Regions from separate parts of the Homo sapiens genome. Here region 2 is linked to region 1. A link is a contact called in ENCODE Hi-C data. All regions are on one chromosome and are shown on one strand. Each heading gives the region's core, a stretch centred on a gene start or an enhancer-like site at or near the end of the contact. The rest is flanking DNA. Distances are from core to core; before and after follow the strand shown. Region 1 holds the start of PREPL (prolyl endopeptidase like). Region 2 holds the start of SRBD1 (S1 RNA binding domain 1).

Region 1 (4,464 bases), core at 113-2,612:
GTAAAAAGCCCTTTGGTCTTACATAATTATGAACGTATCTTTGGTATATATGTGGAAGATAAACTGGAAAAGCCTAATTATTTAATAAAGGTGGGGGAGGGAAGATTAATTATTGTTGAGTGTTAACTAACTGCCAGGTGCTTTTATCTTGTTTGTCTAATTTAAATTTTATATGGACTTAATAAAGTAGATATTACCATGCACATTTTACAGGTTGCCAAACTGTGGCTGTGGGAGGTTCTAAGCAACTGTTCCAGGTCACTTGTACAGTAAGCTGTATAGCAAAAAATCCAATTTGGTTCGGTTCCAAATACTGGACATACTCAACTTCGGATTTTTAATGTTAAAAAGGTATTTAGCGCTTTAATTAAAAACAACAAAAAACCCCTGCAAGATGCACAAATAAAATGTAAGGCCATCTCTGGTTTGTCAGGAGGTAGCTTTTATTAACCTTGATTGCTAATAAGTAGTTAAGAGTCAGAGAGACCTGGGTTGAGGTCTTAGCTCCTACACTTAACTGTGTCTCCGGGCCTCAGTTTCTTCATCTGCAAAAATGAAATGACACCATTTACCTTCTAGGGTTGTTGTTGTAAAGACAAAATGAGACAGCTTAACATTAAGACCATACAGTGCCTGGCACATAGTGACCACTCAATAAATGGCAGTTGCTATTATTTACGACAGGAATAATCTAGGTATGTTGCACACCGCTGAATGTCATTATGGAAGTCTTCCACAAAATGCCCCCTGGTATCAAAGGTAGAATGCTGCGTCAAATTTACCATAGATCAGATGCGCTACGACGCCCCCGCCCCCCTTAATCCCTTTCCATGTCGCAGCAAAATAATGGGCGATTGGGGGTAGGGGAGCAACACTAGTTTACTAGCCGACACTAGTAAAAAAAGGGGAAAAAAGACCCGAATAACAAGGACCTGCAAAGGTCCTACATCACCACGTTCCCACAGCCTTTATCCATCCATCTTTCATCCCCAAGAAGACAGTATGCAAGGCTAGGATGGGGGTGGGGTAGATAAATGGGTGTTCTCAGGAGAACCTATTCGTTTACCCCGTGCAACTCTCCACCCCAGGGATGAGGCGATCTGAATGCAACAGGGAGAGGGACCAGGTGACACGCACGCAGTGCCGGGACATTAGTCAAAAAGCGAGGACCTGGGGACTGAGGGGTGGGTGGCTGGGCGGGGGGAGAAAGGGGAGAAGGAAAGAGACCAGCACACCCCCCATACATACGCAAATTGAGAGAATCAGTCCGGCTCTGGACACAAACCAGTGAAGGCAGGCCGGAGAACCTGAAGCTCTCAGAGGGGAGCAGGTGTCACCGCAGGCAAGTCCAGCCGAAGTCTGCGTTCCGCAGCCCACAGAACGACAACTTACCCAGAGCCGCCTAGAGCTGGTTTGCAGCACGCCAATCTACGTAACCTCAATCTAGCACGAGCAACAGGCAGATTTCGCCATCTTTGTTGTGGTCAAGGAGTCTTCTTGGGTTCCTGGGTTCTTTAGTCTCGAAATATATAAGACTTTTCGTTCTTCGCTAGTCTTCTGAGCTCGAGATGAAGCACAGAAGGCTAAAACAATGAGGGACAGCGTTCCAGTAGCCCTGCCACAGCTCTCTCATCCTCTGGTCCGCCCTCACTCAAGATGGCTACCAGCAAGAATGGTGCAATGGCGTGACAGCTCGGCCCTGGTTGCCAAGGAGATGCGAGTACCGGAAATGCGGAATTCGGGGAGAGCGCGCATGCCTGGTCCGGTGGAGGGAGGGTGCCGGGCGTCACAGGTCCTGACAGGGAAGAAGTTGGCAGGTCCTGGCAGGGGACGAGCTGCGGCGGTGGCACCTCCGGGTGTGGAAGGCTCCAGTGAGATGGAGTCGCGAGTCGCGGACGCTGGGACCGGCGAGACCGCGCGAGCAGCGGGCGGGAGTCCGGCAGTTGGCTGCACCACTCGGGGGCCCGTAGTCTCGGCGCCCCTGGGAGCCGCCCGGTGGAAGCTCCTGCGGCAGGTAAGGGAGAACCTGCTCGCCTCACCTTTGCCTCTGGTCACTCCTCTCTCACGTACCGGGGGAGCGACTGTTCGCAGTTCTTTCCTCTTGGCAGCTCTGGGAGACCCTTCTCAGTTTGCCGGGAGCCACCTGCGAAGCTCCCCCTCGCTTCACCTAAGCGTCCCATCCAAGAGGAGGAATCATGTGGGGTTGGGTGGGGAGCGGGACAGCCAAGGCTGAGCTCCTGGGAAACTCAGATCGAAGTAGAAGAACCCCTTCTAGACATTTTTGTGCGTCTGGGGGACTTTTCCCCTTCTCGCCAGTCTCTGGTGCGCCCGCCGCTCCCCACTGCTCTTTTCCTGCTTCTGTTTTGCCTCCTTCCCCAGTTTCTTCTAGCTTAACTCCCAGCCTGGTTCGAGTTACCGATATTCGTCTGCACCCTCTGGCCCCGTCTTTTGCCCAGCGTGGTTGACTATGCCGGGACTGAGACACGGCATGCGTTCCCTCGGCATCTTCCGTACAGCGGAGCGTGCAAGGAGTAGGAAAAGCTGATACCCTCTCTCACTGAGGTCTCAAAGTTAAATGATTATCTTGTAGTTTGTAGTGATCAGCGAGATTCTCCGTGTCCAAGGTGGGCTAGTCAAAGTGTGTTCGTTTTTGAATGATGGTATCTTCTGGTACTTCAAAGTTTCTGCTGTTACTTACAACTCCACTCGTGCAAGCTTGACGGAAGTTCTGATTTATGATCACTCACATTCTTCGCTCACTTCTTGAAGTGAAGTCTGGTTATTGTTTTTGCATAGCAGTGTTATGCCTCTGCCTGAAGTTTTCTGCCGAAAACTTTACTCAGGAGGACATTTTTCCATTTCTGACAGTTGTGTTTGGAAAAGAGTTTCCCAGCTATTGCCACTTTACTTGAGATTGTGCTTTTAGTATTTTGGGGATCACTTTGTTTGCAGTTGCCTTGAGTCACCTTTTCATACAGTGGTCTTTTAGTGCTTTTAGAGTTATGAGTTAAGTAGATCATCAGAGTTAATTAAGATTTATTTGCTGATACATTGACAGTCTTTCCAGACCAGTAATGATCTGGTTTTGCTATTGTTACAAATGGTATTACAGGATAAGAAAATGCATGTCCTCACAGATCATCATAGGAAGTATCTATAATAAAGTAAATATCTAATTTTTTTTAATAGTGACCACTGAAATGAGATCTGGCGTGAGCTGGGGAGAGTGGACTCAACCCCCCTTCCCCCCTCCTTTTTTTTTGAAATGGAGTTTCCCTCTTGTTGCCCAGGCTGGACTGCAATGGCTGCCATCTCCGCTCACCACAACCTCCGCCTCTAGGGTTCAAATGATTCTCCTTCCTCAGTCTCCCCAGTAGCTGGGATTACAGGCATGCACCACCACGCCTGGCTAATTTTTTTTTTTTTTAAGTAGAGACGGGGTTTCTCCATGTTTGTCAAGCTGGTCTCGAACTCCCCACCTCAGGTGATCCACCCACCTCGGCTTCCCAAAGTACTGGGATTACAGGCATGAGCCACCGTGCCCGGCAACCCCCTTCTTTTTTTTTTTTTTTTTTCGATACAGAGCCTTACTGTGTTGCCCAGACGTGAGTGCAATGGCGCAATCTCGGCTCACTGCAGCCTCCGCCTCCCTGGTTCAAGCAATTCTCCCGTACTCAGCCTTCCGAATAGCTGGGATTACAGGTGCTCGCCATTACGCCCAGCTAATTTTTGTGTTTTTAGTAGAGACGGAGTTTCGCCATGTTGGCCAGGCTGGTCTCAAACTCCTGACCTCAGGTGATTCACTTGCCTCGCCTCCCGAAGTGCTGGGATTACAGGTATCAGCCACCATGCCTGCCACGCCCACCGCCCCCACCCTTCCTTTTTTTTTTTTTTTTTTTTTTAAATAAGATAGAGTCTTGCTTGTTGCCCAGGCAGGTAACTCCTGGGCTCAAGCAATCCTCCCACCTCAGCCTCCTGAGTAGTTGGAATTACAGGGGTATGCCATGATACCTGGCTTTCAGTGATTCTCAGTATAGTAAAAACTACAGCACTTATGTTCATTCTAAATTGCGGTCTAAATGAAAACAGTGACAAGTTTCAGCTGTGGCTGTTACATGAAGTCCCCACACGTTCTGACATCGAAACTTTTGGTATATATCTGCCTGCTTATAGTCTTTTTATCTTCTCTACTTGGTGAATGATTGTTCATTCTTCACACTTCCATTTCAAACTACTCTTCTGTGAAGCCACCCCTAATGCCTCTGGGCTAAGTTAGACCCTCAGCCAACTCTACCAATGAGCCCTTTATATTATTTTATGATCATGTGATCAGGGTCTCTTTTTCTTACTAGAATGGGCATTCACCCTGGGAAAAGGTGATGTTTTATTAATTTACATCCTCTGCACCTAGCACAGGGCCTGGTTAATTGATTTTTAGTAGATGTTGTTCAGTGTCTGTGGAAA
Region 2 (4,665 bases), core at 1,757-4,256, 1.2 Mb after region 1:
GTTGTAATATTTCTTTTCACAAATGTTAAAAATATCAATGTAAAAGGAAAGGTGGGAAAGCAGAATCTGCATGAACACACAAGCCAATTTCAAGCAGATCAGATTTAGAAAGAATATATACAAAAGCTGAAGACTTGGAAATTATGTCTTTAAAACTACCTACGACAGGTACACCCCCAGGAGTATGTATTCTCCAGTTTAAACACCAATATTCTTGAGGCCTGTTTCTCCATCTCCACTACTCCCATATCCTCTTACTTTGTGTCATAAAACTTGTTAGATTAACCAAAACCTCATCCATCTCCACGGTTTTACATACCGATGTCACCTACTTATTAACAATCCTAATCCCTCCATCCCAAACCGTGCCTTTAACATTCAGATTTCTATAATAAACTGCCTGTCTCTGAAACTATTTAGATGTCTCACAGTTAACTTAACACATCCACAATGGAACTCTTGATGACCATTTCTTGCTCTAAAACCTGTTCCTATTCCAGTCCTTCCCATCTCAATAAGTGGCACCCACCTATTTGCTAAGCCAGAACCTTGAAAAAAAAAATTTTTTTTTTTTTTTGAGACGGTCTCACTCTGTCACCCAGCCTGGAGTGATCTCAGCTCACTGCAAACTCTGCCTCCCAGGTTCAAGCAATTCTCCTGCCTTAGCCTCCTAAGTAACTGGGATTACAGGCGTGTACCACCACACCCAGCTAATTTTTCTATTTTTGATAGAGACGGGGTTCGTCACGTTGGCCAGGCTGGTCTCGAACTCCTGGCCTCAGGTGATCTGCCTGCCTCGGCCTCCCAAAGTGCTGGGATTACAAGTGTGAGCCATGGCGCCTGGCCAGAAAATTCTTTAACAGCTTCATTGACATATAATTGACATGCAATACACTGCACATGTTTAAAGTGTGCAAATTTGATGTTTTGACATATGTATACATATCACTACAATCAAGAAAATGAACACATTATCATCCTCCAAAGTTCCATTTGCTAAGTCAAAATGTTACAAATCTTTTTTTCTTTCATCTCACATATCCAGACTATTAGTAAGTCACATAAGATCCTCCTCCAAAATGTCTTGAATCTCCACGATCTTCAGTGAGCCTTTAGTCCTCAACCTCCCTCACTTGAACTACCACACTCGCCTCTTAACTGCCCTCCCTACTTCCACTCTTGCCCCTGCAACTCATTCTCCACTTATCAACTCAAGATCATTTAGAATATGCTTTAGAAACAACGAATTACTTCCCACCCCATCCTTCACTTAGAATCAAGCCACATTTTTATGAGGCCTTTGAAAAGGCCCTGTCGGACTGAGCCCTGCTCACCTTTCTAACCACCTTTACTACTTGCTGGAGCTCCTCAGCTCTTGTCATAACATTCTTTCCCACCTCAGGTACTCTCTGCCTGGAGTATTCTTCCCCCTGCTTGTCAATTGGCTGGCTCCTTGCATCCCTTAGATCTTAACATTTCAGGCCTAAAATAGGTTTCTCAATTATATTTTAAAAGGAGCCTATTTACTTCCTGTATACAGTAGGTTATAACACAATCTGTAATTATTTTTATTTTACTTGTTTATTGCTTGCACTGCTGTCAAGAGAGTAAATACCATGAAAGAAGGAAATGCATGTGCCTTATTCACTTCCATATCATAGAACCTAGCACTTAACAGATGCCCTACAACTATTAAATGAACATAATATGTACAAATATGGTCTCTACAGAGGAATATACATTTATTTTCCACCACTCTTAGGCAATGCCACACATTGCATTCATCTCTTTCTGAAGAAGTGATGGCACATAAGAATATTCCTATTCTTCAGTGACTTGGGATTTTTCCCTCCTTTCAAACTATCTTAATCACTGTAGGCACATGAGCATATTCCAAACCAATAATTTGGAGGTTGCTATGATGTTACTAAGGGAAGAGCCACTAAACTAGGACGACTGCAAATCAGGACAAAGGGGCAAAAGGACGTGCACACTAACAAATACTAAATTAAAATTGGAAAAAAAAATTTAAATTCAAGAAGGCAAACAAAGGAGGACAATTTCTTAAGAAGCACCTAAACAAGTTTCCATGAAGGACCAACAGAGTGCTTGAATGTTAGCAGATTCCCAAGTCACAAAAACAAAATACTAGAGCTGAAAGAACCTGAGATCAGACAGTCCCGCTATATTCAGAAATCTGAGACCCAATGAGGTGAAACAGTTTACTCAAAGGGGAAAGATATGTGGCAAAGGACTATAGCCCAGTGCCTGGAACACCAAGACTAGTCTCGTTTCCCATTCCACACACAATATGTTAATGACATGTCACGTGAGGGGTTCGAGGAAAGTTGCCTAGAGAGTTCCCAATTCATTCCTTTCCTCCGGTTACTGAGCGCCTCCTACATGCCAGGCGCACTACAGAAGGTGCAGTTGATTCAGACAGGGCCACCATGACCGTGAAAAGGGTGCTTCCTCTCCCACCTCCGATAATTTTAGGTATAAAAACAATCCAGGTAAATTAGCCGGGTGTGATGACGGGCGCCTGTAGCCCCAGCTACTCGGGAGGCTGAGGCAGGCGAATGGCGTGAATCCGGGAGGCGGAGCTTGCAGTGAGCCGAGATCGCTCCACTACACTCCAGCCTGGGCGACAGAGGGAGACTCCGTCTCAAAAAAAAAAAAAACAGGCTTGCCCAGGCTTTTCTATGTCTGTTATGCGCTAAGAGCTGCAGCAATTTGGCTGAAAAGAGGTGTCACGAGGTAGCTAGGAGGGGTTTTCGGGTGGTCGGTTGTGAGAGACCGCTGACAGTAAAATGTAATGAACTTCTCACTTTTAAAAAAGGGGTGTTATTGCCCAAATGAGCGCTCAGAACTTTTTTAATGGCCCCAAAGATCCCGGAGCCCGGACGCCGGGCTCTTGAGAACCCGCAAGACGACCGCCAAGGCGCACGCACAGCTCACCTTCCCGCCCGGCACGTCAGAAGACCCGAGATTCCGTGAGTGCCACCGCACCTTCCGGTTCCCGCCGGAAGTTTTTCAAACGCCAGAAGGTCCGCCTCGCTTCTTCCGGACCAAGTTAGCCACAGACCTCCAAGGCGCGGCGCTACCGAACGGGGCGGAGCCAGGCTGGACGGAGGCGGGGCTAGAGCGAGGATCCCGAGGGAGCGCCGGGGTGGGGCTGGTTCGTAGAAATGAAAAATGACTTTTTTTTTACGTGTTATTTACCAAGAACACTAAACTCTTAAGCCCACAGATACAGCCAAATAAATTAGATTATAAAAGTAGGGAAATAAGGCTGCTGTTGTCTACATTCGAATTTAGCAGATCAAAACCCCATGGATTTGTTTTAGAAAATTCTAAAAAGCAGCTTTCCACTGCTAATGACTTATTTCCAGGGACTCTGAGTACTGAAGAGCCTAGCAAGTTATTGAAATGACCTGTGACCGTGCCTTGTTGCAGATCTACCGGAAGTGAGCATAGATTTTACTGGATAATTTTTGTGATTGGGGGAAAAAAAAAAGGATTCTTTCTAAATTTAGTAAATCTAATCTTCTATATCTGAGATTGTTGGCCAGGAAAGATCAGTTTCCGAGATTGTTTAGGGATTTTTTTTTCCTTTTAATTAGCACAGTCGTATGTTGCCTTTAGTGATGGTTCCAGAAGGCCTAGAATTGTCTACTACAATCACAGTCTCCTTCACAATTTATGGTCCTGAAGAAATACTAGAGAACACCTTACCGTTCAGGATTGTGGGAAGAGAAACCAGATCATAGAAATCAACAACAATAATGTACTACTTACTATTCACCTACTTTTGATGTTGCATTTGCTACTCAGGTTTATGGTAAGGGGTTGTCTTGGTCAATTTTCTGCTGCTGTAACCAAATACCATAGACTGGTAGATTTATAAAGAAAGAGATTTGTTTGGCTTGTAGTTCTGAAGGCTGGGAAGTCCAAGACAGAGGGCATTATTGTTGTGTCAAAATATGATGGAGGGCATCATACTGGGGTAGGGGTGGGGGAGGCATGTGAACCCAATTGACTCCCGAAATAACTAACCCTCCTGTGATAATGGAATTAACTCATTCATGACCTAATCATTTCCTAAAGGTCCCACCTCTTCATACTATTACAATGACAAGTTTCAACTTGAATTTTTGAAGGGGACATTCCAATCATTGCAGAGGTAGTAAGGGTAAAGGTGAACTAATATACTGCAAAGTCTTTTGACATAAGTCCTGCCCTGGAGGAATTTACGACCAAGAGTAGGAACCAGATACAGCCAGAGGAAACAGACACCCAAGCAAAACAGTCTAGCTTCAAGGGTTGGGTATGCAGGTAGTAGCCACACTACAGTGAGGAGGAGAGTAAGAGTGGGCCAGCAAAGCATTGAAGCTTGACTTTCCTCTCCCCACAAGGGATTTTTGCCTTACAGCTGGGGAAGAAAAAAAAAATCACAAAAATAAATAGCCTGTTAAGATTTTAGACATCAGACATCTGGGGAAAATAAAATCTGAAGCAGGTTCTCTAAAATTAAAGTATGTAGGTAGTGGCCTACTCTAAAGGCCAATAAGGACTGTCCAGAGAATATTTCCCTTGGAATTCTATAAGAGAGTCACTCCCACTACACGCTGTCAAGGAAAATTTGTAATCACTTAAGTATAAAAC

What was found. A loop is a pair of places that touch in the nucleus more often than their neighbours do. Pooled maps may share reads with other maps.
Region 2: a pooled map shows a loop between it and region 1 (7-fold over the local background). The contact joins the promoter of SRBD1 here to the promoter of PREPL in region 1. A Hi-C loop is called at or near these places in 8 of 50 pooled maps.

Annotation. Positions count from the first base shown.
Region 1 is chr2:44,360,132-44,364,595 of GRCh38, forward strand. PREPL (prolyl endopeptidase like) reads right to left here and starts at 1,363. Exons shown (of 14, transcript NM_001171613.2): 1 at 1,249-1,363. CAMKMT (calmodulin-lysine N-methyltransferase) reads left to right here and starts at 1,816. Exons shown (of 11, transcript NM_024766.5): 1 at 1,816-2,014. The coding sequence starts at 1,877. RefSeq lists enhancers at 735-1,629, 1,006-2,205, 1,442-1,911, 1,630-2,523.
Region 2 is chr2:45,608,261-45,612,925 of GRCh38, forward strand. It overlaps SRBD1 (S1 RNA binding domain 1), which reads right to left and starts at 3,007. Exons shown (of 21, transcript NM_018079.5): 1 at 2,959-3,007. RefSeq lists an enhancer at 2,658-2,827.